Linked DNA regions of Mus musculus: regions 1, 2, 3, 4, 6 and 7 are each linked to region 5. A link is a loop called in an ENCODE intact Hi-C map of the cell type or tissue named here. Cell type or tissue: heart. All regions are shown on one strand. Links, peaks and the distances in the headings refer to the core of each region. The heading gives the core; the rest is flanking DNA.

Region 1 (4,381 bases), core at 86-4,085, 460 kb after region 5:
ATGCCACTCCCAAGGAAAACTCATGGCTGCCACGGCTGCTTTGATGGGCAGCTTCTCCTCCTCCCCTGTTTACTTATATTGTATTAGGGACACTCCCTTTTATTAGTCTGCATCTCTGCCATCTGATCCCAGGAATTCAATGAGCAATCACACTCAATTTATACTACATATAGGCTCTTTAACCAATAATTCTAATAAAATTATTGCTTTATGAAAAAATGATTTTTTCAAAGTGTTTTACTTCAAAAGATTCCAAAGAAAGCTCTCTCAAAAGACAAGTGTCTAACTATCCTGTCTATACAGCAGAGGCCTGGAGCCTATTGTTGTGTGGCTTTTCATGCTTTAACTACCTTCTGAGAGCTTAAATACACTGTGAAAACAATGAGAGTAGCTTCTTTCATTTATGTGATAAATCTGTCTTTGGCAGTGAGGGTCAAGAACAAATTGTCAATAACTAAAATACTCCTCATTAGTAATATATGATTACCAATAAATGTTTTTTGTTTTGTTTTGCTGAGAACAGTATTTTCCACTTGGAACCAAATAATTGCAATGCAGTAGGTCAGTATTCAAAAGAGACTTCCTAAAGAATGCTACCACGACAGATTATAGGTCAGCTAAGACTTGGTGGCCTTTGGCTCCTGTACATGCTGACTAAATGCTGTAGTATTACTGACCCCTTCCGCTCATGATGTCTGCTTGTTTTCTGGTCTCTATTCTAGAGGATGTGGGCCCATATTACTAAGAGATAGGGTGTGGGAATGACAATGGTGACCATTGGTGTGGGCTACCAATAGCCTTGGAGGCTTCTAGACCAGGTGAAAATAATTTACTGCAGCATCGGACAGCTAGTTCAAGAGTAGTTCTTCAGTATGACTATCCTCTAAATTTGGGGAGATGGTGGCAAAAGCTCATTATCAAGCATTCAAGCAAAGGAGGAGGAGGAAGAGGAGGAAGAGGAGGAGGAAGAGGAGGATGACGACGACGACGACGACAACGACTTTTTTTGGTCCAAGCAATGAGTCACAGTTCTCCCAACACTTTTCAGGATCGACACTACATATGAATTCTTCATGCTTTTAAAGCTCCAAGAGCCTTTGGCTAAGCTCTCACATGTGATTCCTTCAAAAATGCATGTAAACATTGTTACTAATACTACTGGCAGCTAAAAAGAGTGGCGCTGCTGGTATTGTGTATGAATAGTAGAGTTTAAAGAGCTGTTGACTCCATCCCCACAACATACTGACAGTGTGTGAGGACAAGGGCACACAGAGCCTCACTGTTTCTATCTCCAGAGCCTCACATGCAATGACAGAAGTAATGAATGTGAGCTTATGATGCATCATAGAATGACTACTGAGTCCCACTTACAAAGACAGACTGTCCACACACTGACACTGATCTACCCTGTGACACCTGACTTCAGCTAACGGCCATGGGAACAGAACGCACAGCCTGTAATGGAAGTACTGTTCTCTGATTTGGAGAGCTACACTTGTGACTGGTTCCTTCTTGACAATACGGCAACCTTAAAAACTATAAAATAGGACAATGAGGAAAATGTATTCCTATGTTCAAAAATATTGCAAAATAGATATATTAATCCAATATCAAGTAGTTAGCATTGAAAGCATATTCATACAAGTAAAATGAAACAGAATGAGCAGCTTGTACTCCTATTCTTAGGAATACATTAGTTTCTGTAATAAAAATTAAAGAAGTTAGAGACTATGAGTTTGAGAGAGAGGAAGAGGGGATATGTGAGAAGGGTTGGAGGAAATGATGTAATTATATTGTAATTTTAAAAATAGTTGAAAAAGAAGTAGTTACAAAGAAGGTCCAGGGAGATAGCCCAGCAGGTTAAGTGCTTGCTGCCCACGCATGACAACTTGAGTCCAATCACTGGAATCCAAGCAAAACCACCAAGCATGGCGGCCCACATCTGTAAGTGTAGACAGGGAGGATCCCTAGGGCTTGCTGGCCAGCAAGTGGAGCCCAGATGATGAGTTCCAGGCTAATGAGGCATCCTGCCTCAGACAGGAAAAGTGGCCAGAGCTGCAAGAGTGATATCATAGGTAATCTCTAGGTTCTACATGGGCAAACATGCACCTAAACACATGTGTCACACACAAGCAAAGTTCCAAATACAAAAGTCACACGTGTTTGGTAGTGTTTGGTATTTATAAATTAGAGAGGGATAATTTACAATGTTGTTGCATATTCAACCAAAATCCAAGGACTGTGGAGGAAGAAGAAAGACCTCAGCTTTCTGACATGTTTGCCCAAGCCTGGTCTTGAAGCAGAGAAGCTCTGGCCCCTTGGAAGCTGCCTGCCTTGGCTTCCTGAGCTGATCTCATCATACCTGCCTGGCCTTCACAATGAGTGCCCCTGATTTTCAGAAGCATAGTGGGACAGCTTACATGTTGCTCAAAGGCAGACATGAAATCATGCTGCAGTTCACCAGTGCTCAGGCCCTGATAGGTTAAGAATAGTTTTTAGTTTGAGCCAGAAACCCTCAGGGGAACTCATGCAAGAAGCAGAATCCAGGCAGCAGGAAGCATCTGTATTCATCATTCACAGTGACGGGAACCTAGGAAGAGACTGGATCCCAGTGTGTGAACTTACACACGAGAGAGAGGCAGTGCAGGAACTGTAAATCAGCACACACCTTTACAAGTGGCAACACAGGAGTTTTCCCGAATGCATCTTACAAACTATGAAGTAGAACCAGAGTAGGAATGACCTCTCTTTGCAAGCTTGAGGTCACTAACGTTTTGTTTTCCTTTATTATTTTGTAACAGAGCAAGCACACTAAGATGTTAAATCTCTTAAAAGGGGGTTAACCTGGAAACAGCCTAGCTACTTGACTGCTATTTTTAGATCATCCAAGGAGATGCACAGCCAAGACACCATTCCTGTGTTCTCTGGCAAAGTCAGCACTCTGCCTGCATTCTGGGCCGCACGAGCGTCGCCACAGCCGGAGCCTGCTTCTGGAGGCTCTGCTTTCTCATTTGTCTATGCAGTGTTGGTGACTGTGAGTGCACTGAAAAAATCAATTAATAAAGTGAATTAAGCATAATGAATTCTAAATTATTGGAAGAAACATAAAAATGAATTTTAAAATAAGAAGCAGATGAACTGAATGTTAAATGATGGATTTTACCCCTGGAATGATTTTTCCGAGCTCTCCATGTGCCATTTTAGTATGATGAGTCTTAAGATGACAGTTTCTGAGCAGGTAATATTTGACATATGCTCTATGGCTATTGCTCCTGGTGCTTAGGCAACTAATTAAACCTCATGAAATCACATTTCAAACCGAAGCTGCAGTGTGCTTCTTTCTCAACACCAACTCTGAGTATGCGCCTGCTTTCCCAGGCTTTATCCCATGATTGATCACTATTACACTGTGTGCTGTATTTTGCATTCTGTGGCATACAAGCATTAATCTTCGCTCACACTTCAATGGTATAATTCATTAAAACACATAGTTTGTGTTTGGCGCACATATAAGAAGATGTAACCACATAGGAATATGGTATTGTTATGACAAAACACAATTAATAAAACATAAAATGTGTTTTTTGAAGTTATGGTTTTAATTTGCTACTGCAAAAAATATGCTCCTGAGATGCTGAGCGAGGTAACTTCCCAGGAGAGTTGAAATCCATTCCCTTCCCTCCTCTCCATACTGAAGAGATTATGATTAATACTCACTAAATCTCTCCTCCTGGAAAAGGCCCTAGCAAATTTCCAAAACCAAATTTGAACTACTGATAAGGCTGGAGGCCCTAAATTTAGAGTCTACTCTATTTGATTTGTGAATCCCTATCTTGCTTTTCCTGGTCCTCCTTCTTTCTTAATACTATTGCACAGCAGGGGACAGAGCTTGTCAGGAGTGGGGCCAGCCAGAGGCAGCACAAAAGAGCAGGGCCACAGTTGCTCCCAGCGAGCCCTGGAAACAGATGCTGCCATTGGTGCAGGGAGTTCATATGACAGAAAAGCTATCTGTTTGCCACTTGCATTTAACCTGTATTTCAAGGCAACTAGAGAAGACAGTGAACTCATGGTATTGGGTGATGGACACACATCACCCTAAAGCCATATGAGGTGCCAGCAGAATGTGGTGTGTTCATGCAAATTGTGTACACGGTCTTTTCTTAATTCCTCAATCTTCATAAACAAATGTATGAGGGGGAGGTTAGTACAAGTAAAAACAGCATTAATGGGTCTCATATTAATATTTATGCTTTACTATATAAAGACCTTGCGTATATTATGACTCTGCCTTGCAAGCTGAATGAATAACTAATGTTACATTATGTATGGGTACATATTAAGCAGACATGTCTACACTTTCTTAGTTCGGGATATGATTAAT
Region 2 (4,381 bases), core at 77-4,076, 640 kb after region 5:
TAAATGTCAATATACCAGCAAGTGATGGAGGCAACTAAGCCCAGGCATAGATAAGCATCTTGTGGATATTCTTTGAATCTCTAGTTCTTCATCTGTCAAGTGTGCACAAAGATTACCTGAAATAGCAGTTTTTAAAGTTAAATGGTACAGAAGCTGTTAAAGTGGCTGATGCATAACATGCAGGGTAAATTATTTACCTAACTTCTAAACCATATCAAAGTAGTTTGGAATTCAAGAGGTGAACTCTACTTATGATCAGAGAAGACCAACTCTTCCTTATATGACAAGAGTGCCTTTCCCCTTCTTAGGGAGCACGGCTTTGAGGGTGTGCAGAGGTTCTGAGCCACAGAAATAGCAGCAGCATCTGAGTACAGTTCTAAGCCTGTGCAAAAGCATCTCCAAAAATGTCCCATGCAGGCCATGATGGTGAGCTCTAAAGGTCAACGCACTTCAGTAGAGAGTTACGAACAATGGTGCTGTCTGGAGGCACAAGAGCAGAATGGATTCTGTACAGGTGAGCAATGAGAGACTGCCACAGATAAAAGCCTTGAGGGAACCAGGGAGAAGGTCACTAGACAAGCAGATAAGCAAGACATTTGGTCCTGTTGCTTTATTGTCTAAGCCAGAGTCCCTACACCATTCCACTAACAAAATTCATGATATGAGATACATAAAAATACCTTATAGTCTAGTTGAGGTGAGAAAACATGGCACCCATAAGTATAGTGCAACACAGAAAAAGTAAATGCACCGCCCTTTTCAGGGGAGGGGATACCACCAGCAAGGCAATCAGAACCAATCCCACAACTGTTAGAGCAGTTTGAGCTTAGTGTGAATGGAGGACACAAGGTCAGCAAAGAGTCCCATCTTTGTAGGGAAAGTCTAGATAGAGGACCTTGACAGAACAGCACAAAGTGGGGCAATCAAGGCCAAGGTTGGAAATGGAGAGCATGTAGGTAACTTCCCAGCCTGAGGGGCTAGGTTACAGCCACACAAAGCTAACTACAGATGCAGCGGACTGTGTAAGGAACAAGTCAAAACAAGACAAGCGATAGATTCAGATTCTAGAAGAAAAAAGACTCAATCAAGAGTGATTTCAATGCACAGGCTCAATGCTCAAGTCATGACTCATGAGTGGACAGGGAACACTAAGAAATGAACACATGTCATAAACAGGTGCTCGGGGATCATACTATGATACAGCTGAAGAAGCAGGATCAGGGCCAGTCTGGGTATGGCACAGTGAGTTCTTGACACAGGGGTCAGCCCCAGGGAAGCCAGTTCAAGCTGGTCTGCATACTGGCTAGATAGATCCAGTTCAGTCAGTTGACCCTGAGGCCACCTGAGGATTGTGGGACAAGGGGAGTAAGAGAGTAAAGGGAAGGGAGGATTCCAGATACACCTTCAAGGCAGCAGGCTACAAGTTCCCCAGGTCTTTGTCAAGGTTTTAGATTGCAGGGCTGTGGACAAGACTGTTTGGTCAGGGTAAGAATCACTACCCTATTTAAACACTGGGAATAACTTTAGACAAATTTTACAAATTGCTTAAGAACCTATTTTTGTTCTCCATTTAACAACATAGCCTGCAGTAAAGCTTAACTAGCTGCACTGGTCTTGGGATCACATGGCTGCTCAGGCCATAGGTACACCTGATACTATGGCACCCACAGCAGCCACACCCTCATGTTCTGAACACAGCTGTAGGAGGCTAAATTTGTGCTTCATCACTTTATCTCCCAGTACCTTGCACATGTCCTATGTTCAGTAAATGTGTTCCCTGACCTGAGTGCATTGAACTTACTAAACTCACAGAGCTAACATACCATTCTAGTTTGCTTTCTGTTGCTCAGATAAAACACTGACCCAAGTAGCTTGGAGAGGAAAGAGTTTATTTGGTTTTGGCTTTGGCTTCCAATTTCAGGTCATAATCCATCATTACCAAAGTCAGGGCAGGAGTTTAAGCCAGAACTGAAGGAGAAATCATGAGGAATGCTGCATCCTGGCTTGCTCCCAGGCTCAGATTCTACTAGTTTTCCTATAGAGCCTAGGGGATGCCACCACCAACAATGGGCTTGACATCATTCACATGAGCTCAGTCCTCTTACATAAATTCGCTATAAGAAAAAGACCCCACAAACATATCCATGGGCCAATTGATGGTAGCAATCCCTCAACTGAGGTTCTATCTTCTCAGGTGTGTCAAGCTGACTACTGAAATTAGCTATCACACGGGTCCCAGTGAAACTTTTAGAATGGGAACAAATACTGCTTATGAGACCACAGTAACATGGGCATTTCAGATATTACCATGTATGAATTCTGACACTAGAAAATAACTTCCAGTCAGATTTTGTGCTTTCATTAAATCTAGGCCAACAAAGAAACAGCAAAAGCAAACTAAAGGCAGGAATACTACAATTCAGGCACATTTCCACAAACATGAGACCAGACATGTCCAGGGTGATGTGCACAATACTAAACCCTCATATCCAGTGTTTGAAGCATCAGATATCATATATCACTGTGAAGTTCTGCTCCATCCCCTAGAGCAGCACAATGACAGAGGTGTGTCACTCACAGGCCACACCCACTCTTTTCCTGTAATGCACTTTCAGCCTCCAGGGACAGTTCCAGCTGATGGAACAACTTCAAAGGGAAAATGTTATTACTGACATTCTACACAGATGAGGAAACTGAAGCTCAGAAAATGGAAGGGATTTTACAAGAGCATGAATCCAGGAAGCAACATAATTCAAATTCAAAGCAGACCTACCTGACTGTAAAATGTACAGACTTAGCCGGGTATATGTGGCACACACCTGTAATGCCAGCACCCAGAATGTCAAGGCAGGAAGACTGCTTCGCATTGGCCTTAGCTCCCCAGTGAGACGCACAAATGGACTTTTCTTCTTTTTAGAGACCTATTTCCTACATGCTAAAAATAAAAACTAGAAAATGAAACAATATCACTAAGCTTAATTAGAAGCATGAGATCTCTCACCAATCTATAAACATTTCCATTTTTTGCTAGACCATTTTTTTATATAAGAGATTGTTTCTATTACAGGCCTTCAAGACAGCTCAATGGATATGGGGGAATACTGCCTGACCTTACAGCCCAAGTTCCATTTCTAGGACCATATCATGGGAGAAAGACAAGATGCCCTCTGACCTCCACATGAGTGTGCCTGTGCCAGCACACACCCCACATCCTCCCCCAAAGCCCCCAACACCTCACACCCTCACAAGCATACACACCCTACCCTGTCCCTACCCACCATATATGTCCACAACCCTCAAACCCCACAAATCACATAGAATCCACACACTCACAAACCCCATACACACCCACGTACACCACACACGTTAAATAAATATGTATATATTACAAAAACAAAAGTCTGGGCTGGACAACTCAGCAGTTAGGTGCTAAGTGCAGTTGCAGAAGACTGAGGTTCCATTCCCACAACCATGACTGCAGTTTCAGGGGATCCAATGACTTCTTGTGACCTTGGAGGACAACAGGCACACATGCCGTACATGGGCACACACATAAAACATTTTTTTTTAGTCTAAGAAACGACTGCTACAGCTTTCTGTTTGCTTTTCCCTTCCAGGGCAACTCTACCCTCAGGTAGCAGTGGCCCCCAGAGCCATCTGCCTGCCATGTTGGTAGTAAGAAACAGAGACTTGGCCTCCTCATTTGTCTGACAACATCTGTACAAAAAGTAGACACATATTTCCTGTCCCAAGTGGAAAGATCTGCTACTCATAATGGCAGAGACTTTTCCAATCGCCAGTCTAGCTCTGCCAGTTTTAAACCCCAGGTTCTTAAATTTAGCAGCAGCCCACCGGTGTGTTCTGATCCCGAGTCGGCCCCAAGCCGCAGCAGCAGCTGGTAAAACGGAATGCTAATTCATTACAGATGGTAGAACACAGCCTACATTTAATTTATTTACATTTTCAGAAATTTTGGATCTGCAGTGAAGATGTCAGATTATTTTAACAAGTAAGTTTAGCCTTTTTTCAATTTGGTCAATGCTCAATAAAAAAATTAATGTTTATATGTTAAAAATTCTTTCAACAAGCCCAATTAGGCCTCTATTCCCACAGTTTGTATTTTATAAGCTATTTAGCTGGTGAGCCTTTTCTGAATGTCTTATTACAAGCAAAGTTGGAACAAAATTAGGCCTAAACGTTTGCAACAGAACCCTTTCTCACAAGGCATGTTGCTGCCTTTGTGTTCTCTAGCCCTGCCATTCCGGGGAGACTAAGAGTTTAATAAATTGTAAGATTATTAAATATCTCTAGAGACCCCTCCCCTTTTTCATCACTTAAGGCAATGGCGACCAAAATACCAAATCACTTGCTTAATTTTGAA
Region 3 (4,381 bases), core at 281-4,280, 320 kb after region 5:
CTGTCTGTAGCTCCAGCTGCAGGAGATCTGTCATCTCTGGCCTCCAACACACACGAGTGTGCGTGCACAGTCTCTAGAATCAGCAAAGGGCTCTAGTAGTGCCTCTGGGAGGGAGCAGTTCTCATCCCCAAGAGATGATTCCCACTTTCCAGTGAGACAACCACCTTGGGTGGCCATTGGGAGCTATCTCCTATGCTCTTTCTTACAGAGCTAAAATGTCTCCAGCTCTTAGAAACAGGCCATGCTCAGTCTGAAACCGAGGCTGGCACTCTCCAATGTGGCTTTGTAAATAAAGCTTTATTGGGGACACAGACATGCCTGCTTACTCTCCACAGTGGCCTGTGTACTCCCAAGAACAGATTTTAATAGTTTTAAGAGAGACTATCTGACCTGGAAAGGCTAAAATATTTACTATGTAGCTGTTTATAGAAAATATCTGCCAAGCCCAGGCTAAAGCCAGTGGCAGCCAATTTGCCAGGTCCCCTTCAGCTGGGATGATGTGGAGTCGTAGTTAGCAGGTGCAGCACAGGGTGTTGGCAGTCGCTCCTCCTAACAACAGACTATATGTCAGAAACACTTGCTGAAATAGCAATGACGAGCCCCAAGCACGTGAGTGGAATGAAGAGGTAAGTGCATATGAGATTTGAACATTTTTCAGACATTCAAACACTTCAACATAAAAGGAGGACTTGGAAGGGGAGCCTAGACTGTAGATCACAAAGCCCCATCACTCTCAGACTTGCTAGAGGTCATCCCCAAAACCCACATCAGAGATCATCTCAGTAAAACAGAGTTGAGGCTTGGTGGGATCTTTTAGCCGTGATTAGCTCATTAGGAAGGTTGAATGTGTTTCACATGGGAATGAGCTCAAGGGGTGGATTGGTTTTCCTTGAGGCCCTGTGTTACAGATAGAAAGTCTGGCTCTCCTGTGGGAGCCTGCTGCTGTCCTGAGTCTTTCCTGCGTGAATTCTGCACACCTTGCTTCCTTTTCTGCCCTAAGGCCCTCCCTTGAGAAGCTCATCTGCCAGCCTTACGTCCATGGATGACCAAAACAGTAAGTTAACTGAACCAATTTTCTTACAGATTACCCAGGTTTGGGGTTTCTGTTAAAGCAGCAGCAGCAACAACAGGTAGTAAGGAGATTTTTCGGAACGTTTATCCCCAGCGACCCATTACCCTTCCAGGCTCCCGAGAATGCTAAACAGCTTTCTAGCATTCAACCAAAAGACAACCATGTTGAAACTTGCAGCTGGCAGCTTCTTCTAGGTCTTGAGTACTAACCATTTCAGAGCTCTGCCATGGTCTGTTTATTCCTGGTTTCTAAGAACATGAGAAGACAGACTGGATAGGAGGAGGAAACAAGAGATTTCCAAACCAGTGTCAACACCGAGTGATGGAGGGTAAAGACGGAAGGTTGGAAGATGGGGTCAGTTGGTGGAACGTTTGCCTAGTACGCAGAGGCTGGAGTTTGAGCTCCAACATGCATAAGCCTGGTAGAGTGGTACTTGTCTGTAGAGAGGCTCAGGCTGCAGGATCAGGAGTTCAAAGTCCTTCTCTGCTGTATAGTGAGCTTAAGGTAAGCCTAAAGACACAAAGATACACAATAATAGTAAGCAAGCAAAGATGCAATTCTCCACAGCCTTTTTAAGACTGATAGCTGAGCCGGGCATGGTGGTGCACACCTTTAATCCCAGCACTCAGGAGGCAGAGGCAGGCGGATTTCTGAGTTCGAGGCCAGCCTGGTCTACAAAGTGAGATCTAGGACAGCCAGAGCTATACAAAGAAACCCTGTCTCTAAAAACCAACCAACCAACCAAACAAACAAACAAACAAAAGACTGGTAGCTGAGCTGAGTGGACTTCTTTGATCCAGTACTCAAAAAACAGAGGCAGGCAGATCTTTTTGAGTTTGAGGACATACAGGGATATGTAGAAAGATCCTCTCTCTCTGTCTGTCTGTCTGTCTGTCTGTCTCTCTCAAAGAGAAAAAAAAGAGGAAAAAAAAAGAATAAACATAGAAGCCCAACTATGTGTGAGAGTTCATGGACCAATTTTCTTCTTTGTAGTGGTGATTGGTTAGTTCTTCTGTTAAGAGGACTATAGTGCTGGCGTTTGAATAAGAAGTAAAGCCAAACCTACAGGAAATCAAACTGTGAATAAAAAGGAATTAAAATAAAAATTGACAGCATAGTTCACAGAAGCAGAGCTGTGGCTCAGCTGTCTGGAAGTCACTGCTATCATATGCTTTGGACAGGAGACATGAAAAATTGCCTAGCTTGGTCGTGGCGGAGGGCTCCTGAGAAGCACATTTGTCTGCACTTTGTCGGGCCTGTGACACTGGGAAGGCAAGGGGCTGGGGAGAATGTTGACAGACTGATAAGTTTCTTTGGAAACAGCCTGTGAGGGCTGCCAGGAATGCAAGGCTTCATGTTCTGGTCCCGCAGTTCTATCTCCTGTGCCACACAAGCACAGCGATGTGATTTTAAAATAGCTCTTTGAAAAAAAGATGCTGCGCTTGAAATCAGGAACTCAGCCCTTACCCTGCCTCTGTAACTAACAGTAGGACAAAGAACACTTAACGTCTCCAGGTCCGTGTGTTTAACAGGGTGGTAGGTTGGGCTGTAGAGAGATGGGATGGTGTGTGACTCGGTATCTTGATAGGCTTAGGGCTGGGACAGTGAAACCCCTTAGCCAGTGCTGCCCCTAAGCATCTTAGGTTATCACTTTCCATCTTTCTGAAGTTTGAACTCCAAGTGCTCCCCTTTAATGAGCTCTCAAAGACTATGCGCATCACCGTGAATGTGGGCTTACTTAGAAAAATGATGTTCACACATGCAACTAAAGATCTTCCAGACACAGTAACTATGGACCCCAGATCCAATAACCGATGTCCTTGATAGTCACATGATGACAGGAGGGACTCTTTTGTAGGCAGCATGGGAGGTGTTGTGGTTTCAGTGTGACATGTGCCCCCATGGGCTCTTATGTTTGAACACTTGTTCCCTCCCCAGCTGAGTTAGCTGTTCTTTAAGGTCTTGAAACCTTAGGTGGTGGAGCTTCAGTGGAAAAGGAGGGTCACTGGGGGCAGGCCTTGACCCTACTTCCTAACTTAAAACATTATGAGACTTCTGCCTGAGTTTTATTTTTGTAACTTGATCACAGGTTCTCAGGTGGGAACTTTGTAGAAAGAGAACGGATGTCATGTTGCAATGTCAAAAGCTTGAAAATGTCTATACGGCTATCATTCTACTCTAGACACTTATGACAGTGGAATCAGCCACAGTGTGTCTGTGACTGGGTTGTCTTAGGGGTTCACTGCTGTGAGCAGACACCATGACCAAGGCAAGTCTTACAAAGAACAACATTTAATTGGGGCTGACTGGTTTAGAGGTTCAGTCAAGTATAATCAAGGTGGGAACATGGCAGCATCCAGGCAGGCATGGTATAGGAGGAGCTGAGAGTTCTACATCTTCATCTGAAGGCTGCTAGCAGAATACTCATTTCCAGGCACCTAGGACTAGGGTATTAAAGCCCACCCCCACAGTGACACATCTACTCCAACAAGGCCACACCTCCTAATAGTGCCACTCCCTGGCCCACGCATATACAAACCATCACACTGGTGTACTGATCACATGATCTGTGAGGTTCACCTTGCTGTGCTTGTTGGAATTTCTTTATCACCCTTTCTTTGCTTCCTCCATCTCCACTAAACCTTAAGGATAGAATACCACATGTTCATCCATTTGTCCATAGGTTACCTGGACCATTTCTACCTCTGATTCTGGGCTTTTGTTTTGTTTTGTTGTTTTTTGCTTTTTTGTATGTTTGGTTTTGGTTTTTTCCAGACAGGGTTTCACTGTGTAGCCCTGGATGTCCTGGAACTAACTAACTCACTCACTCTCACTCTCTCTCTCTCTCTCTCTCTCTCTCTCTGTAGACCAAGCTGACCTAGAACTCTGAGAGCTCCAGCTGCCTCTGCCTCCTGAATGCTGCAATTATAGGCATGCACCACCAGTGCCCAGCTACACACCTACCTCTTAGCTGTCATGAATAAAGCTGCTGTAAATATGGATGTGCGTGTGAGGTGAATATTTTACTCTTCCCTCCATGGAGTTCTTATGCTTATCTCATTCCTAACTAAAATATACAGCTTTATTAGTTATTGATAACCTCAAAGACATTCCCAGGGTCAAATGAATTGACTCTGTTCGTGAGTTTCCCTGGTGCCCTCTTCCTGTAAAGCCCCTTTGAAGAAACCCCCTTTGCCCATTGATATTTTCCACAGCTGCTTTCCTGCTTGGTCCTTAAGAATAAATAGCGTCTCTGCCTCTTTGCCAAAAGGTGCTGGTATTCATGCACCAGAAACAAGCTGATTTCTG
Region 4 (4,381 bases), core at 210-4,209, 370 kb after region 5:
CTAGTACAGAAACAAAAACCAACCAAACCAAACCAAAACAAGCAAAAACAAAAACACCAAACGAGCAAATAATAAAACCCAACCCAAAATGAATCTAAGACCTGAAGCTAAAAGGACTTGAGGTAACCAGTGGTGACAATTAGATGTACCTGCAGCAACACGAAGACTAATTATCTGGGTAAGGCCTTCGGGTCACAGGAAACCAAGCCCAAACAGGCAAATAGTGCGGCCTCCAGTTAAGAGTGTTTTACACGGTAAAGAAAACAAACAACGAAGTGAAGCCCCAGCGTACAGAATGAGAGGAAACCTGTGCTAGCTGCTCACTGCACACGGAGTTAGTGTTAGAGCATGCAAGGAGATCCACACACTTAACAACAGTTAAGGAGTGGGCTAAAGATCCGAATGGACTGGTCTCAACAAATACAAATGGCAAATCCATGAAAACATTTCTAGTATCATTAACCATGAAGGAAAGGCAAGTCAAAAGCTACAAGGAAACATCAGCTGGCCCTAGTTAGAAATGGATGTAACAACAGCAACTAAAATGAACTGACAGCCATAAGTCTCCAGATGAAGATGCTGATAAGGATGCATAGAAGAGGGGATTCCTTTAACATCTCTGTTAGAAATGTGAATTGGTGTGCCTGCTATAATGAACAGGGCAGAGGGTCCTCAGAATCAAATCCAGAGCTACCGTCTGTCCAGCCCACTTCTGGGTGGATGTCTGACATCAATGAAGTTGGAAGCAGGAATCATGATTGGAAAACAATGGAGCTTTTGTTTTCCATGTGGGTGTAAGGTGCATATATGAGTATATACATTCACATGTATTGGGGCACATGTATGTGTACATGTAGGTGCTAGGGATTTGATGCTGGGTACCTTCTTCAATTGCTCTACACTTTACTTACTGAGACATGGCCTCTCCCTGAATCCAGAGCTCACAGACTGAGCTAGTCTAGTTACCCAGAATGCCCCAGGGGTCCAAGCACTGGGGCGGCCACCATACCTTTTTCCCGTGGGTTCTGGGCACCTGAGCTCCAGTCCTCACGTTTGTGTGGCTAGTGCTTTATCCATTTAGCATCTCCTGGCCAACAAAGCAATGTAATAATACAGAGTGTAATATAGGTGAAGTGATTATAAATGACAAAAAAAGGTAAAAGTTGACACAATAGAACAGTGAATATAATGTACTATTCAAGATATCTCTTTAAAGTGCCCAATTCAAGAAAATTTAATGCTTATTAAAACAATCAATTCTGATATTTATACTTTTTAATTACTTGAATTCTCAGAAACATCTTTCCCAAAACAATATGAAATAAGGCAGGAACTGATATTTGTTCAATTAAAAGAAAAAAAAATTCACTTGATTTTCCCAGATGAAGGACTACACTAACAGTTCCCACCATGCACCCTGCTAACACAGGTGAAGGACTACCCTGACAGTTCCCACCATGCACCCTGCTAACACAGGTGAAGGACTACCCTGACAGTTCCTACCACGCACCCTGCTAACTTTGATGAGAACACCTCTCCGTCCTCGGAAATCTCACTGCTAAGCCTGCTTACTTGCTAGATTTTCATGGTATCTTGACACAGGGTCTTTCCATGTGGTCCAGGATGGTCTAGGAGTAGTCAGAAAACAAGATTCTCCCTCAGCCTTTCAGTGCTGGGATTATAGGTGAGATTTACTGCTTCAATTTTCTAAAGTATAGCTTTATCAAATCGCAACAAAGCAACAAATCTCCTAAAAACAGAAGTGGAGATTATATATATACACACACACACACACACACATGTATGTATATATGTATACACACACACATAAGAGTGTGTGTGTGTGTGTGTGTGTGTGTGTATGTATGTATGTATATGTATATGTATATCTCGGGCACGGTCTTCTCTCACAACAGGCATTTCCCCGCCTGTAACGTGGTAGTGCTTAGAGCATCTGTGCATCCCTGGGTCGTTGTGAGGACTGAAATTAGCATTTAAGGATCACCGAGATCAATGGATCGGGCACTACTCTGAGGTTCTAATGGACTATACAAATGACCTCAAACGGTCTTGTAAAATTATGAAGTCACTATTTTATTTGCTTTCCAGATATGAGTAATCCGTTCATGGTATTTTAGTTTATTACAAATAGCAGCAGGAGGCGTGCAGTATGACAAATGACTGCAGGTCCAAGTTTACCTGGCAATGGGATCCAAGCATAATTCCCATTGCTATGATGCAAGAAGACTGACCTCTGCTGTAAAATGCTGTTACAGTTAGAAGACAGGCCAGGGAGTCAGCCTGAGCTCTGGGCATACAAGAAAGGTTGCTGTTGCTCTTGTGTACAGGGGCTTGGCATGGGAAAGTGAAGACCAGGGTCTCTGATACTTAGCAGCAGTTCCAAGATAATGACATCTGTTGTTAGTAATGTTCTCACAGACATTAACCCCTGAGAAGGAGCAAGAAGACTTGTGGAATGAGTTTTGGGAAAAGCTCTTAACTAAGGCCACCCCACCCCTTGTCTCTTCTTGTTATTATTTTCTCAGTTTTGAACTGAAGACAGGACTTGGCTTAGAACACCCTGTCAGCTATTACCTCTCTGCACATCCTATGCTCTGTGGTAAGTCTGCTTACTCTCCCTGTCCTATGGGCAATCCTGAGCAGACCTTAATTTCCCGATAGATGCTCAGGGTCCATGCCTGCCTCTCCTGCCATTACAGATTGTATTTGCCTTTAAAAACATGATCCAAGACCACTTTCCTTTTTAAGTTAGTTATGTCAGATATTTTATTACAGCCATGAGAGAAGTAATTTATACATGCTGTAGATTAGTTTTCTAGTGATTTCAACAAACTGTGGTAACTCTAGAATACCAAACAATACAAAACTATTGTTAGAATTCTGGAGGTCACGTGTTCTAGGATTTTGCTGTAGGTAGAGATGAACACATTTCTTGCAGAGGCTCTGGGAAAGAACTTTATCCTTGCCTTTTCTAGGTGGCTAAGTGGCTGCTTGCATCTTCCGTTTCAAAGCTGCAAGCACAGAGATGGTGACTTATATCACAAGGATTATCCTGGGACAGTCCAGAGCAATCTCATCTCAAGATCCTTCCTTAGCCATGCCTGCAAAGTCCTTCTTTCTAGGATAGGCATCATGTGTGCAATTTTCGGGACTAAGATGTGGGCCTATTGTGCTCGCCACTGCACGTATGTGTGCTCAGCTTTTCGTATGTATGCTCAGTTCTGGCAGAGTTGAACCAATTTCTCAATCCAGGAGAATGTACCCCAACAGCACTGCAGTGGTCACACATGCAGAGCAGCTGAAGGTAGCTACAGGCTGGCTGGCTATGAAGCCCCCTAGTGAGGGAGGAAAGCAGGCGTCCCCCTAGTGGGGGAGGAAAGCAGGGGTCCTCCAGGGCCCAGCCTTGGCTAAGCCATGAAGTCTACTAGGGGGAGAAACCAGGAGGCCCTCAGGGCCCAGCCTCTGCTAAGCCTTTTCCTTCCAGCTAGAACAGGCCTGACTCTGCTCACTGTGAGGAAGGCCACTGGGACTACATGTGTTGTTCTGAGTTGTTCTACTCATGGAACTTGCAGTCACCAGAGACAAGATCCCCCAGGGAAAGGCTCCTAAAAGGCAGTCGGCTGCTGCCTGCAGAGTGGATACTACATTCAACTTGGTTCTCTATTATCTGTATTTACTGTGTCAGCAGTCACTGTATCCTCTCCTTGGGAGCTGTGGGGGTTTGGTCTCCAATGGAAGGAAGGAGGTCAGATCACTTGGTGACTTCCCTTGAAGGCCTGCCTGGTACTCTTATGAAGTAGGCTATAGAAGCAGAAGGAAACAGTAGTAGCAGCGTTTTTGGAAGCTTGCCGTGTGTATAGTAGGCCTCTCATACTTTACACTTTTTTTGTTGTTGTTGTTCTTAAAACTACCCAATGAAGGAGTAGGTAGAACCTAACTCTTCAGTATGATGAACAGGGAAGAGAGGCTGGGCTTCAGCTCTACAATGCACAACACACTTCAGAGATGTTGATATGGTCAGCTGTAAATAAGAGAGTGATGTCAGGTACTTCATGACTATATTTGAACCCAGGTTTTCAGAAAATAGGCTTTATGTACCCTCCCTGATGCTGTACCCTCTGAGGTACTAGGTTTAGCTCCTGTTTCTCTATAGAAGGCCAACCTAGGAAAGCCAGCCTAGGTCACACATAAGCCACTTTGAACTGCATGTCTTACAGTCCTGAGCCACATCGAGACGGTATCTATACAAGGAGTATAGCTGGATTTTTTTTTTTTTGGAGCACACACACATACACATGTGCATGCATACATATACAACTGACATGCTCATATTAGAACATGCTGCAAAATGCATTTTAAT
Region 5 (4,381 bases), core at 143-4,142:
TTTTTGACTATTTGCTACCCATCACAGCCCTTTTTTAATTCCCAGAGGAGGAAATCCTAAAATAGTATGCACTCCTTCAAGAAAAAAACCTCCACCAAGAAAAGTGTTTTGCAAGGCATATGTGTTTTTTTTTTTGTTTTTTTTTGTTTTTTTTTCTGATACCCACAGATGTACCTTCTTAAGATGCCATCAAAATGGCATCTGGGTTATCCTAAAAGGTCTATTGTCTACAAAATCAGTATTTTTATTATGACAAAAATAAGGAGATGTATTCCTTGTACAATCTGTATTCAACAATGTTGGATAATTTGGCAAAGATGAGTGTTGGTGTAATTGGTGGTATTTCCAGTGGTGTAAATCACCCCTCATAGTTACACTCATGCTTAATGCACATATTTAATTTAAAGAGCATATCAAAAAAGTAATTCCTGCCCTGATTTTTCTTGTTAGATGCATGTCAGAAAACCCAACAGACTTTTAAGGTGTACTGTAATAGTATATGCCATCAAAGGACAAAAGGCCTTTAAGGAAAAGGGGATAAACCATTTTAAGTTAATTTTTGTATGCGAGTCCACTGCTTGGCACTGTGCATAGATGGAGGTCAGAGGACATCTTGTGCGGCCAGTGCTCTCTTTCCACTATCCAGGTACTGGGGATTGAACTCACATTGCCAGGTTTGGCCTAGAGAGGCCTGTACCGGCTGAGCCAACTCACGAGCTGCTAAAGGTCCTCCTTGTCCCCCTGACTATGAGATGCACCCCCTGTGTCTATGTTTCTCTTAGACCTGGTAAAATATGTGTTGGTAGCATCCGTTGACCTAGTTACACCATTGTACAATGTAATCCTGTAGAGTATATACCTGACAGTTTGGAGTTATTGAAGTGTGACTGTTTTTGTTCTTAGAGCATGGAAACATGTGACAAAAGATGTGACAAATAGCTTTTGATTAAAGTACATATACACCAGAATGCACTGGACTTAATACCAAATCATGATATTAAGATTTCTGGGTCTCATTACCTAATGCCCTAAGCTTTGTAATCAGTTCTCCATCAGAGACCTCCCCGTTCCCCCCAGATACTAGCTATTTGGTGGCCCCTAGTAAGTCAGTGCTCAGTGCTCTTTCCCTCCGCTCCCCTTGTAGTTCTATGAACAGAGAGCCAGGATTGTTTTGCAAACAAGTCCTGCCTTAGAATCATCAACTAATGGTCTTTATTGGAAATGATATTAGATCTTTCACGTCTTGAATTAAGGCAGATATTTATTTTATTCCATTAAATGCAATCCATTCGACATGAGAGGGTAATAACTGCTAATGTGCTTCTCCTGCCCCTACACACCTGCACAACATAAAACCTCACATCTACAGAATGGTATGGATGGGGTATGGATGAAGGTTTACCTCGACTTCTTAATGTGTCCCGATAGCATAGAGGGAGGAAAACCTGCATGGAAATTAGTTTCACGAGTCTGGCTTGGCACTATTTTCCAAGAATCGTGCTTTGCTTTGGCTGTAGAAACTGAGTGTGTGAGCCCCTCTGGCTTTGAACATTCAGTTCAAATAAACAGAGGTGGAGGACGCCTTCTTGTTAATTTCGTTGACTGGAAGTGCTCTGGGAAACTGAATGCCATCAGCCCTGTTTTCAGGTCAACCCTTCACTGGGGCTGATTTTGCTCCCCACCCCCCAACCCCTTGCACTACTCCATTCTTGGTGCTGAGGAAGTTGTATTGAAACTGGACTAGGAAAGGGGGGCTGTATTGAAACAGTATTTTTTAGGTTTTGGTTGTGAGCCTTAGCCTTTATCAAGGGCTGAGTTATCTCTCCAGACCAGTGTGTTGAATTCTTATTCGAAAAATATTAAGCAGGATAAATGAAAGCTGTCGTTCATATTCACTGTTAGACTACACAGAGATAAGAAACATATATTTCTAATAATTTCACCACTTTCTCACCCCTCATAACCAGCAGGCTCAAGTCAGCTCTTTATACCCATGCCGTTCAACGCCAACGCATTTCCCTCTTACTCTTGAGAACAAGCAGAAAACAAGTGTGTCTGCACGGGCCACATAGATAGGAAGCATTAACTGGAGCTTCTGCCCTTTCCCCAGATAGAGGCCTGGCACACCCTTCAAGATCTGTGGAACTGGTGCGTGCAGACAGCTCCTCCCAGTCCGGGAGAGGCAGCCGCCAGGTGGCAGCGCTGAGCCTGCCTGAGCATGCAGCGACGTGGGAAAACGTGGGGGAAGATCCAACCGTCCCTTCCTGGTCTCCTGAACCAGTGAACCCCCAACACTTCTCCGGGTTTCAAGGACCGGTGGGTGTGCTGGTGAATTCTGGGCATCCCCCCATTCCCCGTAAGACAAAGTTTAGGGTAACCGATTGCTGCTCCCTGTTTGCTCGTCCGACCTCTCCAGCCCACCTCCCACCCCCCACCCCCTCAACCCCCATGGCTGGGGAAGCCGAGACGCCCCTTTCGGATCTGGTAACCTCACTCGGGAGGTCACGGGTCATCTCCCTCGGGCGGGTAGGAGCGAGAATGCGGTTTCTCCGCCAGCTGCGCGCTCTGCTTCGGCGGCGGCAGAAACACACGGTGCATGACCACAGGAGTCCCAAAGGCCAACCCTGCTCCTGAAAAGAAATGGTTTCCGTAGCCCGGCACGCCCGCCCCGTGGAGCTCAGCAACAGGGGTCCTGCCCAAGCTCGCCTAGGACTCCCGGTGCACCGGCCTCGCCTTGCCTCTCTGTGACTCTTACTGGGAGGAGCTAAATTGCAATCGACTCCGGTGGTGCTTTTCGGAGGAAAGTCTTTCCTACTGTAAACGTGGCTCGGGCGACGCTCGCAGCGGCGTTTCACCACTGCCTTCTGAGGAGGTTTACGGTCAGGAATGGGCTGGTGACGCCCCCCGCCCCCCCCACCTATTCCAGTTCCCGGGCCTCCTTGCAAGTGGCAGCTGGAGCAGCCACTCCAGGAGGGGGGATCTCGCCCAGTCCCTCCCCCTACGCACCCCTCCCCCGATTCCAGCCTGGACCTAGCCGCTGGGGCCCAGTTCCGCCACTGACCGGAACCGACAGCCATTTGGTTCCCTGGGTGCACTCGGGTGCCCAGCAGCCCCTTACCCTCTGTGAGCCTCTCCTGGACTAAATAGCGTGCCATCTGCATCGGTCTGGGACTCACGCTTCAGCTCTCACTGTGACTGCGGGAGGGGCAGTGCACGCACAGCGGCCAGGGCTTCTTCCCAGGGGCAGAACGAAGGAACCAGATAGTTCCCCACCTCCAGGCTCTAGCCTGATCAGGAAGATTGAGGTGTTTGTGTGTCCACAGAGGACCTCGAAGGCGCCCCAAAGCCCTTGCCGAGGGCGACGGGGGGAGGGTGGATAAAGGAAAGGCTGAGCGCACTTTCCTCCTTGCAGCCCCCACCCCGCAAACGGTACTCGGAATCGGAATAGAGCATCCTCTTCCCAGCCCAGCACCCCCAAACCATCTCTCAGTGGATTCCTTGTCCTCGAGACCACAGACACGTAAAAGCAATTACAGTTTGGAGTCCCAGGAGGCAAGCAAATGATTACGATTATGGAAAAAAAAAAAGCCGCCTAGAGTTCCCCAAATATTAGGGAACGAGGAGAGCCACCTTGAAGGCTAAGAGACGGGCGGGGACCAAGGGCATCCCGCTGGAGAGTGGTCCATGTAAGCCACGAAGTGTCAGAAAAGAGAATAGGGAGGGGAGCAAGTGCGAAGGCGTGTGTGCTGCTGCAGAGGGGCGAGCAGGCGATTGGGGTGGCTGCCAAGTGATGGGAGTCAGAGGAGGGGAGGAACGTGCTCGCCACGAGCAGCTGGCCCGGTGGCGGGTTCTGCCTGGCACTAGGGTTCCTTTTTTCCCAGCCTTTCACCTTCGGCTAACCGCGCGTGCGGACAGCACCGAGACACACATTGCGCTGGGGGCGCTCGCGGGCATAGGATGGGTGGGGTGCGGCAAGGACCAAAGAGCCCTGTGCCTCACACAGCGCAGGGCGCGCTGCACACCTGGCACCGGAGACTCACCATCTGTTCAGAGCTGCCTCCTGGGCCCAGGGGTGTGGCCAGGAAAGATAAGAGTACCCGTGGCAGCGACGACTCCACACCAACTGCCACTTCAACTGCCAATCAACGTAGTGAGTGCCCTACTGTGTGTCCCCCGCTCAGCTTAAGAGCCTTCGGTTGCAGTTCTCAGGAACTGCAAGCTACCAGAAAACCTTGTATATGCTGTAAAATAAATTCATACTGAACTGCCAGCAAAGCAGCTTTTGTAAAGAGGCAAATTTGAAGGCAAGAGGAGGGAGGTGTCTGGCCGAGTAACTGGAGACTAGTAGCTTATGATTTTTTTTTTTAAAAGAAGTCCTTGA
Region 6 (4,381 bases), core at 169-4,168, 880 kb after region 5:
ATACCTCAGAAACATCTTCAGTCCAATGGCAAGCCTTGTCACTAGAAACAGACATGGATGGAGAGACTTAGAGACCACTAAATGAAAGCCTAACTGTCGGAAGGCTGTGGCTCCCCACAGCTCGCCTTCACTCCTCAGGGGCCGGTGTGCGCCCGCCAGGTCTTCTCTAGAGATAATCGCCTTCCCTATTTCTGAGTGGTAGGTGAAAATTCCATTCTGAAGGCCCTTAGATTTATTTCTCTGTTTTATTCCCTGAGAAATAAAAAGGGGGGGAATGAGAAAATGCCATTCTTCTCCCCACCTTCTACTATACCCTTTACCACCATTGCAAATAATTCAACTTCTGAACACAAGGAACACGCTAAACCCTACCCTGATGAGCACACAAACCAACAGGAACATATGTAACCGTATTTTATCAAGTTTAAAGGTCCATCGAGATTGCTACAGTCAATTCCAGCCCATTAAACAGAAAGCAATTACTGCTTCCAATTTAATAAGAATGGATTAAACTGGATTTCTGATTCAATACCATTTGTAAAAGTGTCCATGTCAGGAAGAGTGATGGCGTGCGATCTTATCTCAGACATGTCAAGACTAAGCCAAGTGGACCTGACAGCACCTAAATAGGACTCTACTGAAAGCTCCAGACGTTCACATGCATACATACCACTTAGTTCACTGTTACAATAGACTTCTGTGTTAAAGTTGGAAAGCAATTATTAACATTCATCATATTCAAAAGTCAGTTCTACTTGATCACTAACCCACATATAATGCACATTTTAAAAATTCCTATTTTGTGTGTGGTACCCTGTGCAATGGCACTTGTAATTCAAACACACATGGACACTGCTCATGCTAGCTCATTTAATCCTCCACTTCTACCAAAGGCAGTGCTCAGGACTAATCACAGGACTCAGAGGACTAACACGGGACGATCACTGTAAGCTTAAGGCTAGCCTGGGCTATACAGTAAGACTCTGTCAGGGAGAGAGAGGGAAAGAGAAAGGGAATGGGAGAGGGGGAGGTGAAGAGGGAGGGGGAGGGGAAAGGGAGTGGGAGAGGGAGAGAGCTAGCTGGCTAGCAATTAAGCTAATAGAAGATATTACCTGATTTTACCCTTATTTTACAGTGTGAGTGTTAAAAGTTGGGTACTTCAGCTCTGATTTGCTGACCAAGTATCTCTGAAATGTCCAAGCTGAGTAAGATGGAAAGACTTCACCAAAGGAAAGGAAAAATGGGTGAATCACACTTAGGTGGGGACTGGCTAAGAAGTCACTATTTCAGTAAGCAGAAATATACTAAACAGCAGTGGTGCCAAAGCGTTGTGGCTTATGGAGAGGAGGGTCTAAGATGATCAGGTTCATGAAAACAATGTTAAGGCACAACTACCACCACTAAGAAAGCCCTCAGATTACCATAAATATAATACATACCAAAGAGTATATATAAACCTGTACCAAGATTCTAGGCCCCTCTTACATCAACCCTCAAACCCACGTCAAGTCAGAGGGGAATGTGAAAGTGCAGAGTTCAACTCTTTCTGCTTTACCATTTCCTAACCCTGTTTAATAAACAGGTCTGAGAATTCATGAGGCACTCAAGATGGACCCATGCCACTGTTTTTAGTAAGCCTGAAAGTAAGAGAGTCATAAAGTAACAAATAGTTTTTCCTCAGATTCAAAAATCCCACCTTAATATATTCCTACGGAAAGCCACAACCAGACACTAGGACGAGCAGTGAAAGCGACCAAGACCAGTTGAAGCTGTCAGCCCATCATTGGATAATCACACATCTGATTTGCTGCGCACTGCATCTCAGATTAACAAGAGCTCACATGGCCTCTGAAAAGGTCAATTTGCCAAGTTCTTATATAAATACTGTTAAAAATAGAAAAAAAGCAGAGAAAAATTAAATGTTAGGTAACTTAATGACTTCTAATCATTTTATTAGATGATCATTTGTAACATGGAATTCATGTTCAGGGGTCATAACACCACTAAGTGATCGCATGATGCAATACTGCCATCTGCTGTTCAAAAGCTAGAAACACATCTTATTTTTAACACAAACCTTCTGAAGGCCAGAGTGTTGAACATACTCAACTACTAATGTCCCTGAAGTTTTTAGACCCAAAATTAAAGAAGGCAACAAAAAATAAAAATAAAAAAATTAAGTATGTTTTAAATGATGCTTTCATGGTAATTTGTCATCTACTCATTTTCTTAAGAAAGAAAACTACAATTTAAACACAGGCTATTTCTACATAAATTACTCAAGAACACTGTACAATATTTTTAAGCATAATCTGAACTTTATTAAGCAATTAAATAGGTATCAGATTTCTGAAAGTATATGGATATGTGTTTTATTTGTCTCATAAAACCTCTAACATGTAGGTAGAACACAGTGTAGCAGGCCAGAAGTTTTTTAAAGCCTCAATCTCCTGATACAGTTCCCCTTTCAATCAAGTTTATTCAGGAAAACAGCATATGGCTGGCTTTGCTGCTCACAAGCTACACAAAGCTGAAGTTTAGGTCAAATGTTAACAGCATGAAGAACAAACTGCAAGCTCACAAGGAGAAACAGGAGAATGGTAACAGTATCACAATTTTAATAGTGGGAAAATTGGGAAAGCAGGTTTTCACTCTGTATCAAATGACTCACTAGCATGGAAGTCTAACCATTGCTGGCCATTCATTTTAGACAAATGATAAGCGTCTTCAGAGCGAGGACCCAGAACCAAGAACTAGAGAATTCACTTACTCCTTTAAAAATAGTGAAGATTCTGAGAGAATCCCTGTCTTGAAAAACAAAAAACAAAAAATGAAGATTCTAATCAATCATTCAAATTCTGGAGACCAAACCAGATTTTCCAACTAATCCTTCAAGAAAGCCAACATTCTCCTCAATCATTCAAGATTATTTAAACATAAGGAGAATACTGCTTGAAGTACAAAGGACACAGGAAAGGCCCACACTCCTTGGTTTGTACAGATGACACAGTATAGGACAAATCAGGGCTGCTTAGCATTCTGTCCAAAATGAGTTTGGGCACTTCCTAAGAAGCCAAATATGGGGAAATTTCTCAGCCAACTAGACAAATAAATCAAATATATATATTTGATTTGATATATATATTAATTATTTCTGTGCTGCCTGAAAAACAAACATGTATATAAAGAAGAAACAGAAACTAACAGAGAAATCACGAAAGTAGCTCTGTGAGGAGTGTCAACCTAGCACTCCAGAATCCCTAAGTTCAAATCCAAGCATAGCCTAAGTTTGTAATCTCAGCCACTTCAAAGAGGCAACAAATCATTGTGTATCCCACTTTATACCTCGGCAACAAAGTCTTAAACACCCTTCTAAATATAGTTATAGTTCAATAAGGTACTACAAAATATTTGTGTGTGTGTGCATGTATGAGTATATATGCAAATGCATGTGTGCACAGTAACACATGCAAATGCATGTGTGCACAGTAACACATGCAAATGCATGTGTGCACAGTAACACATGCAAATGTATGAGCATGTGTGTGGAGGCAAGTGGACAGCCTCTCACTGGCCTAGACCTTGCCAAGCAAGCATGGCAAGAGACCCAGGAATCTGTCTGTCTGCCTCCCCAGAGCTAGGGTCACCAAAGCACAGCACTTCACTGGGTGCTTTGTTCTGTTTTGTTTGGATTTTGGTTTTGCTCATGTCTTTGTTTTAAGTAGATAACAGAGCTGAATCTCGGTCCTGTGCACCACACAAGTGAGTGAGTTATCTCCCCAGCCCAAGTACTTCAAAATTTCAACAAAATATTTAATACAGAGAACATAGATTATAGAAACGTGAATAGAAAATACTCAGTAGTTTTTATAATATAAAGTATAACTCTTTATAAGAAGCCATTTTTTTCTCAACAACTTTCATGCAAGATCTTATAGTAATTCAGGCAAAATTTATTGGCAAACAAAGTAAATTATATGTAGGATGTTTAATATTTTTATTTTAATAGGAAAAATACTGGCCATGGTATTTCAGTAGAGCTGTGCAGCACGTGACCACAGTGCTCTCCTTCTGAAGTGGGCCACCCAGTCCTGGTGGCACAACGGTCCTGCTATATTTCTCAAAGATACATTTGTCCCTTGAGGCCACAGAGAATTATGCATAGCATCCAGCAATTAATTAAATATATCAATGGCCTTTCAAATTGTAACATTGTGATGCCCTATTATATAAATGGCTTTATATAATAAAAATCTTTCCAAATGATAGTCATTATTAACACACACATACATGCAAACACATATATGCACACTCTAATGACTTTCACTAAAGTCTTTAGTTTTATTTGGACATTATGTCTGTTCACTACAATTTTTCTCTT
Region 7 (4,381 bases), core at 221-4,220, 540 kb after region 5:
GATGTAATTAAGAACCCAAGTCTGTAAGCATCACAGTAAAAACAATGTTCCGATGGGTCTGGAACAATAGAGTGAACCTGTTGGTAAGAGCAGCATATTTCCAATGATTGCTAGCAGAACATGCTGAGGCTGGCCTAGCAGACAGCAAATATTCATGTTGTTAAATCTCTGTGTGGCAGCAGTGAGGAGCTGTGAGTAACCTCATGGATCTGAGATTGGTCCTAACCAATAAGCCAGCAGGAACAATCAAGAAACCACAAGACACTGAACTATATCCATCCTCAGAGGTTGTGTAAGAGGATTCTAAGGCCCTGCTGAGAACATAGCCCTCACCATATTGATGTTACACTCATGAAAAGCTGAAGAGAAGAATGTTCTGTCTGGTTTTAGGTCAACTCCACACAAACTACAGTCATCAGAGAGGAGAGCCTCAACTGAGAAAATGTCAAAGACTGGGCAGTAGGCAAGCCTGCAGGGCATTTTCTTCTTTAGTGATTAATGTGGAAAGACCCAGCCCACTGTGGGTAGTACCACCCTGGGCTGGTGGTCCTAGTTTCTATAAGAAAGCAGGCTGAGCAAACCATGAGGAGCAAGCTAGTAAGCAGCACTTCTCCAGGGCCTCTGCATCAGCTCCTGCCTCCAGGTTCCTGCCCTGACTTCCTTCAATGATGGCTTACGATGTGAAAAATAAGCTCAATAACCCTTTGCTCCCCAGCTGCCTTTTGGCCATGCTGTTTCATAACTAGGACAAGAAGTAACTGACACTGTGCCAAATTTCTATCTATAGAAATTGAGAGACTATATTTATGTCAGTCCATGCCACTAAATTTGAGGTCATTTTTTATATATAGCAAGGGCAAACAAATTGTCAAGCGTGAAAAGGGGCAGCCCTGTCAGGTTCAATGAACAGAAAATGGGTCACAAGGGTGACTAAATCAGTCCTCTAGCAAGCTTCCCCAGAGACAGACAGACTGGAATATTTACTTTGTTTGAAAAAAAGAAAAAAAGAGAACAACTAACTAACTACTGTTTTTGTGTCAGGAGCTTGTGCAGCTAAGGCTGATCCCACACTTGCTATGTAAATGGAGTTGGCCCTGAACTTGCCTCACTACCTCCGAAGTGATGACAAGCACTTGGTGAGAGGTTTACTTACAAAAGTACCTCTTAAAAACAACAGCAGGAGCAGCAACAACAACAACAAATCTTCTTTCTTTTCCCAATGAAAACAAGACTCTCTTATATAAAATAAGGATAGATCTGTGACATTTTCACACTCACCCAGCTTTATACTTTACTCTTAATTACTGCCCTCCCTCCCTTCCTCTTTCCCTCCCTCCCCTCTCTCTTCTCTTGGTGGTCCCCTTCCAATCCTCAAGACAGGCCCTTCTCTCCCTCCCTCCCTCCCTCCCTCCCTCCCTCCTTCCCTTCCTTCCTTCCTTCCTTCCTTCCTAACACATACATTAACCGCATCGCAGCCATTGCCCACTCTTGTTCCGTCTCCCTCCTTTTCCCAGGATGTCTTCCTAGTCTTTGCTGACCAAAACATTAATGAAAACAATAAGAAACAATTTTTTTCCTAAAAAGGAAATAAAGTTACTGAAAATAAATTTCATCATGAAACAAAAGAGCAGGTGAATTTTAAAAAAAATGAAAATAAGGTAAATTATAGAAAACGCTGCTATTTTCCCATGACTTTGAAGTTGGGGAAAGTAACAAGTAACTTACTCTCCCTACCCTGAGGGCCAAGGCCTCCAAGAGGGCACTCCACGGAACCCACCCACCCTCCTTTCCTCTCTTCCTCCCTTCCTCCCTCCCTCCCTCCCTCCCTCCCTCCCCTCCCCTCCCTCCCTCCCTCTCTTCCCCATCTGTCTTAGTCAGGGTTTCTATTCCTGCACAAACATCATGACCAAGAAGCAAGTTGGGGAGGAAAGGGTTTATTCAGCTTACACTTTCATACTGCTGTTCATCACCAAGGAAGTCAGGACTGGAACTCAAGCAGGTCAGAAAGCAGGAGCTGATGCAGAGGCCATGGAAGGATGTTCCTTACTGGCTTGCTTCCCCTGGCTTGCTCAGCCTGCTCTCTTATAGAACCCAAGACTGCCAGCCCAGAGATGGTCCCACCCACAAGGGGTCTTTCCCCCTTTATCACTAATTGAGAAAATACCCCACAGCTGGATCTCATGGAGGCATTTCCTCAACTGAAGCTCCTTTCTCTGTGAAAACTCCAGCAGTGTCAAGTTGACACAAAACTAGCCAGCACACCATCTCTCTAATTTAGATAGTGATTAGTACTTCAAGAAAAAAAGCTCAGGACATCAGCTGGATGATGGGAACAGTACAAGCAGAACAGCAGCGCCCACTAGAGGTCCTGTCACCTCCATTTGGGTTCTGAGAGCTCTCATTTCTGTTGTTAATGTACATATGGAGGACAACCCCTAACCAGCTGTGACACGATGAAATGGATCCCCATCCCCTGACATCACAGGTTGTGCCTTGCCCACAACTGGAATATATGTGATAAAAAAAGCCCTGAAGGGCAAACCTGAATTCAACAGGGCTGCTGCCCTCAGAGTGAGGCAGGTCAGCAAGCTCTCCCTCTTAGTCTCATACACGAGAAGATGTGGAAAGAAGGCAGCCATCTGCAAGTCAGGGCAAGAGCCCTCACCAGAGACAGAATCTACTGACACCTTGGTCATCTACTTTCAGCCACTGGAACTTTAAGAAAACAAATTTTTGTGGTTCAAGCTACTCAGTGTGTGGTACTTTGTTATGACAACGGAAGCCGACTAATAAATGCCTGTTGAATGCTGGGAAGATCAAAAGAGATAATCCCGACTCAGTTCTAAGACCTGGCCTGGCACAGAATGCACCCTGAAATGGTATGGATTATTACTGCCGAGGCTGAAGAGGGTGAGTAAGAGCTAGAAAAGATGACCAACAGGGAGGTTGTTTCAATAGTCTAGAAAGAGACTTCATTTACACATCCCCAGGCTCATTCAGCAGGCTGACTGTACTCTGTCCATTGACTCTAAGCATCTCAGCTTCCTTCAGCTTCCTAGCTCCTGCTCTGGCCTGCTGCATCCCTAGACCTAGCCTTATTTCTCCCTCTCCATTTCTGCCTCGTACCTCGTGTGTACGGAGCAGGTTCTACATCAGGCGTGTAGGCCAAAGCCCTCACCAGCTCCACACAGGTCCTCCCTTATAGATGCTACTTTCACGAACAAGGACACAAGAGTTTTCAGATCAGTCATTATCACACCTCTCCCCTGTGCCCATCAAGAGCTTCTTGAGTGTGCCCCAGGCCACACTTGGGGTGTGAAGGATGATGAGAGGCTAATGTCTAAGTGGCACCTGTGGGCAGCGGGTGGATGAAGTGGCCCTTTGTGGCAAGTCCCAGCCTATGGCTGAGGTGTTGCTTTGGTTCTTGCAGAATTATCCATAAACTGCATAGAAAAGCTTCAGCGTGGCTAATGTGAACATGGAGGAATACCATCAAAAGGAAAGACTTGGGAACCAGAAAGACAGCTCTAGGGGCATCAAAGTGTTCAACTTCTTCAGCCAGTTTCAGCCATAGAGCAAATGCTGATGGCACAGGGGCCATTGGAGGACAGCTGGACCACTAAGTAAGTACCCTACTAAGTAAGCAGCCAGGCTGCATGGAAGCTGGAAGGCCAGAGGGTGAGGGGGTCAGGAAAAGGATGAGCAGGAAAGGAGGGGAGAGAGCTGAGGCATGCCAAGAAGGTTCTGAGCACCACCAGTATTAGTAGCTATCGTAAATGGACAACATAATTCATGAGGTCATGTCCAATCACAGATAAAGATACCCAAACAACCCCGAGTGTCTGGAAAGGAAACAATTTTCTCTGATAACATCTTCCTTAAGACTGCGTATGTGTCTGGTTTTATACACCGGCTGTCTCAGTTTTTCTCCACAATGAATTCCTGGAAAATGCATCATGAAAGTCTGCCTTTCCTCACAGGAATAATAAAAACATGGACTGCTGCTCTCCTGTCTGTGACTCAGCATGGAACAAACTGTGATAAGACCACAACTATACCATAAAAGCAAAGATATAACAATAACCCACACAATCCTGGGAAACTCAAACAACAGCCTCCAAGTCATTAAAGGGAGCATTGTAGAATGCAGGGGACCTCTGAGTTTGCTCAAGTCCTGCCACTCAAAAGGTGAGGCTAACACTGAACCAAGAGAAATCAGTTTATTTCAAATCTAACAGTTAGGCTTCTTTCTGACATTTAACTGGAAAGCTGTCAACCTACTTCAAAAGAATTGCCCCACGTGGGCTAAAATTGATGTAAGTATGCAGAGATGTACAGTGAACCCACAAAACAGTAAGATACAAATGTGCCCGATTGTTTT

Evidence for each region. A loop is a pair of places that touch in the nucleus more often than their neighbours do. Peaks named below come from ENCODE experiments on the same cell type or tissue, not always from the same donor. Only the 100,000 strongest peaks of a DNase experiment are listed, where the experiment ranks them.
Region 1: a loop joins it to region 5, with 2.4 times the contacts of the local background. A loop is called at or near these places in 2 of 42 quality-filtered maps.
Region 2: it touches region 5 in a loop (9-fold over the local background); 32 of 42 quality-filtered maps call a loop at or near these places.
Region 3: it touches region 5 in a loop (7-fold over the local background); 2 of 42 quality-filtered maps call a loop at or near these places.
Region 4: a loop joins it to region 5, with 3 times the contacts of the local background. A loop is called at or near these places in 4 of 42 quality-filtered maps.
Region 6: a loop joins it to region 5, with 8 times the contacts of the local background. A loop is called at or near these places in 38 of 42 quality-filtered maps.
Region 7: it touches region 5 in a loop (2.9-fold over the local background); 3 of 42 quality-filtered maps call a loop at or near these places.

The regions. Positions count from the first base shown.
Region 1 is chr13:29,412,141-29,416,521 of GRCm38, forward strand. All of the region lies in intron 13 of Cdkal1 (CDK5 regulatory subunit associated protein 1-like 1), which reads right to left. Among named protein-coding and RNA genes, the nearest start is that of A330102I10Rik, 400 kb to the left of the region's middle. In heart, for the core only: no CTCF peak of the experiment used is centred there; a DNase peak (open chromatin) is centred at 2,541; H3K27ac peaks cover 1,223 bases.
Region 2 is chr13:29,600,007-29,604,387 of GRCm38, forward strand. The region is part of intron 9 of Cdkal1 (CDK5 regulatory subunit associated protein 1-like 1); the gene reads right to left. Among named protein-coding and RNA genes, the nearest start is that of Cdkal1, 250 kb to the right of the region's middle. In heart, for the core only: no CTCF peak of the experiment used is centred there; no DNase peak of the experiment used is centred there; H3K27ac peaks cover 232 bases.
Region 3 is chr13:29,279,377-29,283,757 of GRCm38, forward strand. It overlaps a transcript of Cdkal1 not described here. Among named protein-coding and RNA genes, the nearest start is that of A330102I10Rik, 270 kb to the left of the region's middle. In heart, for the core only: no CTCF peak of the experiment used is centred there; a DNase peak (open chromatin) is centred at 2,425; H3K27ac peaks cover 2,131 bases.
Region 4 is chr13:29,328,371-29,332,751 of GRCm38, forward strand. All of the region lies in intron 15 of Cdkal1 (CDK5 regulatory subunit associated protein 1-like 1), which reads right to left. Among named protein-coding and RNA genes, the nearest start is that of A330102I10Rik, 310 kb to the left of the region's middle. In heart, for the core only: a CTCF peak has its summit at 2,240 (motif pointing left); no DNase peak of the experiment used is centred there.
Region 5 is chr13:28,955,779-28,960,159 of GRCm38, forward strand. It overlaps Gm46405 (a long non-coding RNA gene), which reads right to left. Exons shown (of 2, transcript XR_001780882.2): 1 at 3,119-4,381. Among named protein-coding and RNA genes, the nearest start is that of Gm52067, 2.3 kb to the right of the region's middle. In heart, for the core only: CTCF peaks have their summits at 2,189 (motif pointing right) and 3,938; DNase peaks (open chromatin) are centred at 2,213, 2,683, 3,013 and 4,033; H3K4me3 peaks cover 2,245 bases; H3K27ac peaks cover 2,572 bases.
Region 6 is chr13:29,836,819-29,841,199 of GRCm38, forward strand. The region is part of intron 4 of Cdkal1 (CDK5 regulatory subunit associated protein 1-like 1); the gene reads right to left. Among named protein-coding and RNA genes, the nearest start is that of Cdkal1, 17 kb to the right of the region's middle. In heart, for the core only: a CTCF peak has its summit at 2,030 (motif pointing left); no DNase peak of the experiment used is centred there.
Region 7 is chr13:29,499,023-29,503,403 of GRCm38, forward strand. The region is part of intron 11 of Cdkal1 (CDK5 regulatory subunit associated protein 1-like 1); the gene reads right to left. Among named protein-coding and RNA genes, the nearest start is that of Cdkal1, 350 kb to the right of the region's middle. In heart, for the core only: a CTCF peak has its summit at 2,363; a DNase peak (open chromatin) is centred at 3,659.